3 separate regions of the Homo sapiens genome follow, and all the other regions are linked to region 1. A link is an interaction called in ENCODE POLR2A ChIA-PET data of the cell type or tissue named here. Cell type or tissue: Caco-2. All regions are shown on one strand. Region 1 overlaps MICU1 (mitochondrial calcium uptake 1). Region 2 holds the start of LOC124902451 (a long non-coding RNA gene). Region 3 overlaps MCU (mitochondrial calcium uniporter).

Region 1 (2,500 bases):
ATGGTGAAACCCCATTTCTACTAAAAATACAAAAATTAGCTGGGCATGGTGGCACATGCCCATAATCCCAGCTACTTGGGAGGCTGAGGCAGGAGAATCACTTGAACCAGAAAGGCGGAGGTTGCAGTGAGCTGAGATCATGACACTGTATTCCAGTCTGGCAACAGAGCAAGACTCTGTCTCAAAAAAAAAAAAAAAAAAAGATTTAAGGGACTGGGCGCAGTAGCTCACGCCTGTAATCCCAGCACTTTGGGAGGCCAAGGCAGGCAGATCACCTGAGGTCAGGAGTTCAAGACCAGCCTGGCCAACATGGTGAAATCCCATCTCTACAAAAATTAGCCAGATGTGGTGGTGCACAGCTGTAATCCCAGCTACTTGGGAGGCTGAAGCGGGAGAATCGCTTGAACCCGAGTGGTGGCGGTTGCAGTGAGCTGAGATTGCACCATTGCACTCCAGCCTGGATGAGAGAGTGAGATCCCATCTCAAAAAAAAAAAAAAAAGAATTAAAAAAATAAAGATTTAAGGAAGTATAATTTCAAACATGAGAATATTCTGCTAGCACCAGCAAGAGAAAGACCTGCAAGGCAGAAACAAAGCATGATCTGACTTTGTTTTAGTAAAGATTTAAGATTAGCAGTGAGAAAGCCATGCAACCACAGGCTTTGCAAGTTGTTAGAGTTAGTTCCCCGGAATGTGTATGAAGCAGAAAAGAACCTGTTTGGCACTGATACCTTCAGTCACCTCCATTCGCACAATCACTGTCAGAAACATCATCTCATCTGACCACCTGTCTCTGTCTCCACCACCATTCTTGTCTTTTGCTTGGGCTACTTCAGTTGCCGCCTAACTACGTGATTCATCTCATCAATCACTCTTAACTAAGAGCCTTTGCACCACTATTGATTTCCCTGGAGCTCTCTTCCTTCTCCTTCACCTAGTTACCTTGTTTTTATCGCTCAGAGCTCACTTAAACCTCACTCATATCTTTTCCTGCTTCACCACCTCTCCACCCCAAATTAGATCACATTTTTGTTACACATTTCCAAAGGACTCTGTACTTTTTTTTCAAATCACTTAATTACATAGTCATTTCATTGTTTGTTAAATACCTGTCTCTCTGCAAACACTCCCTGAGAACTTTCACGAGAGTGTTGGGCCCGCCATTATTTCCTTAGTGCTTCCCAGAGACAGAACACAAACCAGATTTTCAGGAAATAGTGTTGAATTAGTAAATATCAGATGTGGACGAAAGCCTGGCAAAGTACACATACATGTTGATGCCCACTCCCTCTCCAGCTCTCTGTGGCATCTATGGTCTAGTATATTAGGCACATTCTGGGGTATCAGCCCCGCTTTCAACAATTCTGTCTTCTCCAGGATTTTGCCCACTCCACTTCCCAAACATATGTGGGAACTCCTAAAAGCCATGTTTGTAAATGTGAAGTTCGATCTAGAGATAGACCAATATACTTAAGCATGAAACATTCCTCATTAGCTATTTTAAAAATGAAAAAGTACCACAAAATTGAGAAGTATCGTTTATGTTTCTTAAGTTGCTTTTAAAAAAAAACTAAAGAAAACCTTAATTAACTTGATGACCAGAAAGAAAAAAATAAAAAAACGCTTTACTGCTGCAGGATTTAAAACATAACCTGACTTAATGGTCTGTCTGTGGTACTCTAAGAAACTTACCAGGTGCAGTGGCTCATGCCTTTAATCCCAACACTTTGGGAGGCCAAGGTGGGAGGATTGCTTCAGCCTAGGAGGTCAAGACCAGCCTGGGCAACATAGTGAGACCCTGTCTTTACCAAAAAAAAATTTTTTTTTTTGAGACAGAGTCTTGCTCTGTCACCCAGGCCGGAGTGCAGTGGTGCAATCTAAGCTCAGTGCAGCCTCTGCCTCCTGGGTTCAAGCAATTATTGTACCTCAGCCTCCTGAGTGGCTGGGATTACAGGCACCTGCCACCATGCCTTGCTAATTTTTGTATTTTTGGTAGAGACAGGGTTTCACCATGTTGGCCACACTGGTCTCAAACTCCTGACCTCATGTGATCTGCCCGCCTCAGCCTCCCAAAGTGCTGGGATTTCAGGTATGAGTCACCATGCCCAGATTAAAAAATTTTTTAAATTAGCTGGTCATGGTGGCAAATGCCTGTAGTCCCAGCTCCCTGGAGGCTGAGGCAGGAAGATCGCTTGAGCCCAGGAGGTCGAGGCTACGTGAGCCATGATAACACCACTGCACTCCAGCCTGGGTGACGGAGTGAGACCCTATCTAAAACAACCAAAACAAAACGAACAAACAAAGCTTAATTGTCTAGCAAGGGACAGCTAAACTTATAATTAACCAATAGGTTACAGCACTGTAAAAGAAATCTTGCAAATTTTCTCCCTGGCTGTTTTTTACAATTGTTATCATTAAAGGACTTCATGGTTTTCCTGTTCTTAAGGGGGAAAATATTTTCTTTTTTTTTCCTTTATGAAAGGAGAATGACAGTGATACA
Region 2 (2,500 bases), 490 kb before region 1:
GAAAGAAGAAAAGCAGAAGAAGAAAAGGAGGAAGGAAGGAAAGAAGGTGGGAAGGAAGGAAGAAAGGAAGAAAGGAAGGAAGGAAGAAAGAAAAAGAAAGAAAGGAAGAAAGAAAAAGAAAGAAAGAAAAGAAAGAAAGAAACTGTCATATGCCTTACTCTAAGGATTAATTATTCTTAGCACATTTCCCCAGTCTTACACTAGGGTCTTGTATCTCCTAAAAAGAGGCAGATATGTGGTGAAGGAGCATAGGCTTTGGAGACAAACAGGAAATCTGACTTTATATCCTATTTCCCCCACTTTCTCTATGATGGTAGGCAAGTCATGCGACCTCTTAGCCCGAGTTTCTTATCTGGATAATGGGATAAAATACCCACTGCAGATGGCTGTCCTGAGGTCATCTCAGGTCAAGGTTATCTTTACCTGTGAGCACTGCCATTGATACAACTGATAAAGCTTCTCTCTACACATTTGAAAGATCTTAAAAAACAGAAATTCAAAGCTGTTCAGATCATTTCTGCTTAGTTCTATGAAAGAAATGCCTAAGATATCACATCAGGGTAATTTCTTTGCTCTTTACTCAATAATACTCTGTCTACGTTTATGGAATCTTGCTTGAATTTCCTGCAAGTTAAACCCTTTTGTGGTGCTGCTACAATTCGGATTCCTTAAGTGTACGATCAAGTTGTGTTCTGCTTGTTCTTTGAGTGGTGTGTGGTCTTGCAGTGAAGGAATGAGGAACCTTGAGTTTTAGTTGGGTTTTGCCATGGCCCTTATCTTCAATGTTATGCACTTAAAAAACATTAGAAATGTCAGTAAATAAGTGCTTATTGGGTGTGGTGGCTCACGCCTGTAATCCCAGCACTTTGGGAGGCCAAGGCGGGTGGATCACTTGAGGTCAGGAGTTCGAGACCAACCTAGCCAACATGGTGAAACCCTGTCTCTACTAAAAATACAAAAATTAGCTGGGCGTGGTGACACATGCCTGTAATCCCAGCTACTCGGGAGGCTGAGGCAGGAGAATTGCTTGAACCCAGGAGGTGGAGGTTGCAGTGAGCCAAGATCACACCACTGCACTCCAGCCTGGGCAACAGAGAGGGACCCTGTCTCAAAAAAAAAAAAAAAGTGCTCATGAAATTTTTTGAGATTAGGGGAAAAAGTCAAAGTGGTTTGAAAGTCATTATTCTTCTGTGACATCATCATCATCATCATCACCTGATTTGGATGTGAGGAACAGTGACTTTTAAAGAAAAAGTGAAATATGCTTTTAGAAAATTTTCATTTGATGAATGTTCCCAAATGCTTGATTTCTAAATATTTCTTCTTGCTTCTTTCCTTTCTTCCTCCTGCAAGGAAAGGCACCAATGCCCAGACCTGGCTACAAGCCCCAAGAGCCCAATGGCTGCGGCTCCTATTTCCTGGGTCTCAAGGTACCAGAAAGTGTATGTACTGCCAGCATTACCTTCTTGGTTGGTTGGTTTTGACTGAGAGCAATCCTAGAGTTATCCTTGATGGAAGTGATTATTTCTGGAAAAAAGTTGAAGAATACAATTAAGTATTTTAAATTGGATATGAGGGAGAGAATTTTTAAAGAAGATATCTGATTTCCTTTTCTCAGGGACAGCTGTCCCTCAGATAAGCCCTTGGTAGTGGATCAGAACTTTGAAATCACCACTGAAAATGTCAGCTGAGGCTTAGGGCATCATGACATAACTTAATTTGAGATAGATCTGACAGGTTTGACTTATTGAAATTAGTGAACCATTCCAGTGATGTGCTAGAGCCAGCTGGTGCTGGCCAGTGAGAGCTGATTGTTACATATTGTCATGACTTTTGCAAGCAGCTGACTTCATGTTAGTAGTGCCAAATTGGCTATGTTTGGAGAGCTGACATCATAGAAATCTGCACACACACACACACACACACACACACACACACACACACCCGACGCCCTGCTAATTTTTGTATTTTTAGTAGAAATGGGGTTTCACCATGTTGGCCAGAGTGGTCTCGAACTCCTGACCTCAAGTGATCCACCCACCTTGGCCTCCCAAAGTGCTGGGATTACAGTCGTGAGCCACCGTACCCAGACACGTGGCATTTTATGAACTTAGTGACACAGTTTATGCCACTACATTTACAGTTGTTTATAGGATGCTTAGTAATGATGGGTGTGTGTGAGATGTTGTGGTTTGACCACAGTCCTCTTGTGATCAGGAGCTGTGTGTTCTATACCCACTCTACTTTCCAACACACACACCCACACACACACACACACACGCACACCCTTAAAATAGTGCTGTCTGGGATGCTGGTGATCTTTTGATGAACGGAGGCTGAATTTTTTTTTATACTTCTTAGCCGTAGAATCCTTTGCTCACACAAAATCTCATATGGGACTGTTAAGTGTTAATTAAATTTAGAAGCCCTATGGTTCTGCTCTCTTGACTACCCTTCTGGTCTCTATTTTCATTACTGTAAGCTGCCTCTGAATTTTAAA
Region 3 (2,500 bases), 260 kb before region 1:
ACCAGAACCACATGTATCAACTAAATAAGTTTTTTTTTGTTTTTTGGGTTTTTTTTTTTAAGAAACACAGTCTTGGGCAGGGTGCGGTGGCTCATGCCTGTAATCCCAACACTTTGGGGGGCCAAGGCAGGCGGATCACGAGGTCAGGAGATCGAGACCATCCTGGCTAACACGGTGAAACCCTGTCTCTACTAAAAAATACAGAAAATTAGCTGGGAGTGGTGGTGGGCGCCTGTAGTCCCAGCTACTCGGGAGGCAGAGGCAGGAGAATGACGTGAACCCGGGAGATGGAGCTTACAGTGAATGGAGATTGTGCCACTGCACTCCAGCCTGGGGGACAGAGTGAGACTCTGTCTCAAAAAAAAAAAAAAAAAAAAAGAAACACAGTCTTGCTCTATCCCCAGGCTGGAGTGCAATGGCCCAATTATAGCTCAGTGTAACCTCAAACTACTGGCCTCAAGCAATCCTCCCACCTCAGCCTCCCAAAGTGCTGGTATTATAAGTATGAGCCACTGTGCTGGCCTAATTTTTTTTTTTTTAAGTATTAAGAGGGAAAAAAAAAAAAAGGCCAGGCGTAGTGGCTCATGCCTGTAATCACAGCACTTTGGAAGGCCGAGGCAGGCAGATCACTTGAGGTCAGGAGTTCAAGACTAGCCTGGCCAACATGGCAAAACCTCATGTCTACTGAAAATACAAAAATTAGTTGGGTGTGGTGGCACACGCCTATGGTCCCAGCTACTCAGGAGGCTGAGGCAGGAGAATCACTTGAACCCAGGAAGTGGAGATCGCAGCGAGCCGAGATCGCACCACTGCACTCCAGCCTGGTTGACAAAGGGAGACTCCATTCCAAAAAAAAAAAAAAAAAGATTTGCAGAAGGATACATACAGTGTAATACTTTTTTTTTTTTTGAGACAGAGTTTCGCTCTTGTTGCCAGGTAGAGTGCAATGGCATGATCTCGGCTCACTGCAACCTCTGCCTCCCAGGTTCAAGCAATTATCCTGCCTCAGCCTCCCAAGTAGCTGGGATTACAGGCGCCCACCACCATGCCCAGCTAATTTTTGTATTTTTAGTAGAGACAGGGGTTTCATGATGTTGGCCAGGCTGGTCTTGAACTCCTGATCTCAGGTGATCTACCTGCCTTGGCCTCCCAAAGCGCTGGGATTACAGGCATGAGCCACTGCGCCCGGCCAGTTTAATACCTTTTAAATAAGGTTTTAAAACATTCTTACAAAACTATATAAGATAGGTGTAGATAAAGGATAAACACACTCATGGGATGGTAAACATCAAATTTAAGAGAATGTTACTTTTGGGAGAGAGGTCTAAGGAATGGTACTTGGGGGCAGCAATTATAATCATAATGTTCAATTTCTCAAGCTAAAGGTTGTATATTATATTATTCTACTTTTTATAGACATGACATACTTCACAATTTAAAAATAAAAGATTTTTGTCCTTGTATGTCTGATTGAACATAATGTAATTTCCTTATAAAGGACCACTCCACCTCCACCAAAAAAAAAAAAAAAAAAAAAAAAAAACCTTAGGTGATGGAATGGCCTTTCCAAGTGAGCTCCTTTGACAGCATTCCCATCAGTAGTTTACCTTCTGCCTTTTCTTCCACTAGTGCTATGACTGTCTAATGCTGGCTGTGATGTGACCTTCGGATCCATAACTCAGGGTCTCAGATTGTCTCTACTTTTCATCTTACAAAGAACACCCATTTTAGGCAAGAAATCTATTATAGTTTCCTTTCATTTTCTACTTTCTCATGTTAAAAGCTCTAGAATCATTAAAAAGAAAGCCATTAACCAGGCGCTATAGCTCACACCTGTAATCTCAGCACTTTGGGAGGCTGAGGGGGGCAGATCACGAGGTCAGGAGATCAAGACCATCCTGGCCAACATGGTGAAACCCCATCTCTACTAAAAAGTACAAAAAATTAGCCGGGCATGGTGGCATGTGCCTGTAGTCCCAGCTACTCAGGAGGCTGAGGCAGGAGAATTGCTTGAACCAGGGAGGCAGAGGTTGCAGTGACCTGAGATCGCACCACTGCACTCCAGCCTGGGCGACAGATCGAGACTTCATCTCAAAAACAAAACAAAACAGAAAGCCATTATGTATTTAAAGTTCACCCAACTTTGTGGCAGTTGGCCACACTAAGAACTTGAATTCATTCTGAATCGAACACCAATGCAGGATGAGACATTAAACTTAAAGAAAGCACTGACTGGAGTTCAGCTGTCCATTAAGTAAATGAATATTCCAAAATTCTGTAATATGTTACACTAAAATCCTGTTTTACTATCTCAACTGTGCTTAGGCAGCATTTTAACGTTTAAGTCACAGCTGAAAATAAAAAGAAAACAAGATTTCATTTTCTTTGGGGTTAAAACAAGAAAATAAATAAACAAAACCAAACTATTGACATCTATATCTATATCTAGTCAGATACTCACACAAAGTATACCCTAGGGGTCCCCTCAAAAAAGAAAAAA

Evidence for each region. Peaks named below come from ENCODE experiments on the same cell type or tissue, not always from the same donor. Only the 100,000 strongest peaks of a DNase experiment are listed, where the experiment ranks them.
Region 2: POLR2A ChIA-PET joins it to region 1 with 6 read pairs; 2 of 35 experiments call an interaction of 5 or more read pairs at or near these places.
Region 3: POLR2A ChIA-PET joins it to region 1 with 6 read pairs; 2 of 35 experiments call an interaction of 5 or more read pairs at or near these places.

The regions. Positions count from the first base shown.
Region 1 is chr10:72,448,727-72,451,226 of GRCh38, reverse strand. The region is part of intron 8 of MICU1 (mitochondrial calcium uptake 1); the gene reads left to right. Among named protein-coding and RNA genes, the nearest start is that of DNAJB12, 95 kb to the right of the region's middle. In Caco-2, no CTCF peak of the experiment used is centred here; a DNase peak (open chromatin) is centred at 1,156.
Region 2 is chr10:72,941,594-72,944,093 of GRCh38, reverse strand. It overlaps PLA2G12B (phospholipase A2 group XIIB), which reads left to right. Exons shown (of 4, transcript NM_032562.5): 2 at 1,354-1,442. LOC124902451 (a long non-coding RNA gene) reads right to left here and starts at 1,948. Exons shown (of 3, transcript XR_007062191.1): 1 at 1,463-1,948. In Caco-2, no CTCF peak of the experiment used is centred here; no DNase peak of the experiment used is centred here.
Region 3 is chr10:72,709,587-72,712,086 of GRCh38, reverse strand. All of the region lies in intron 1 of MCU (mitochondrial calcium uniporter), which reads right to left. Among named protein-coding and RNA genes, the nearest start is that of MIR4676, 10 kb to the left of the region's middle. In Caco-2, no CTCF peak of the experiment used is centred here; no DNase peak of the experiment used is centred here.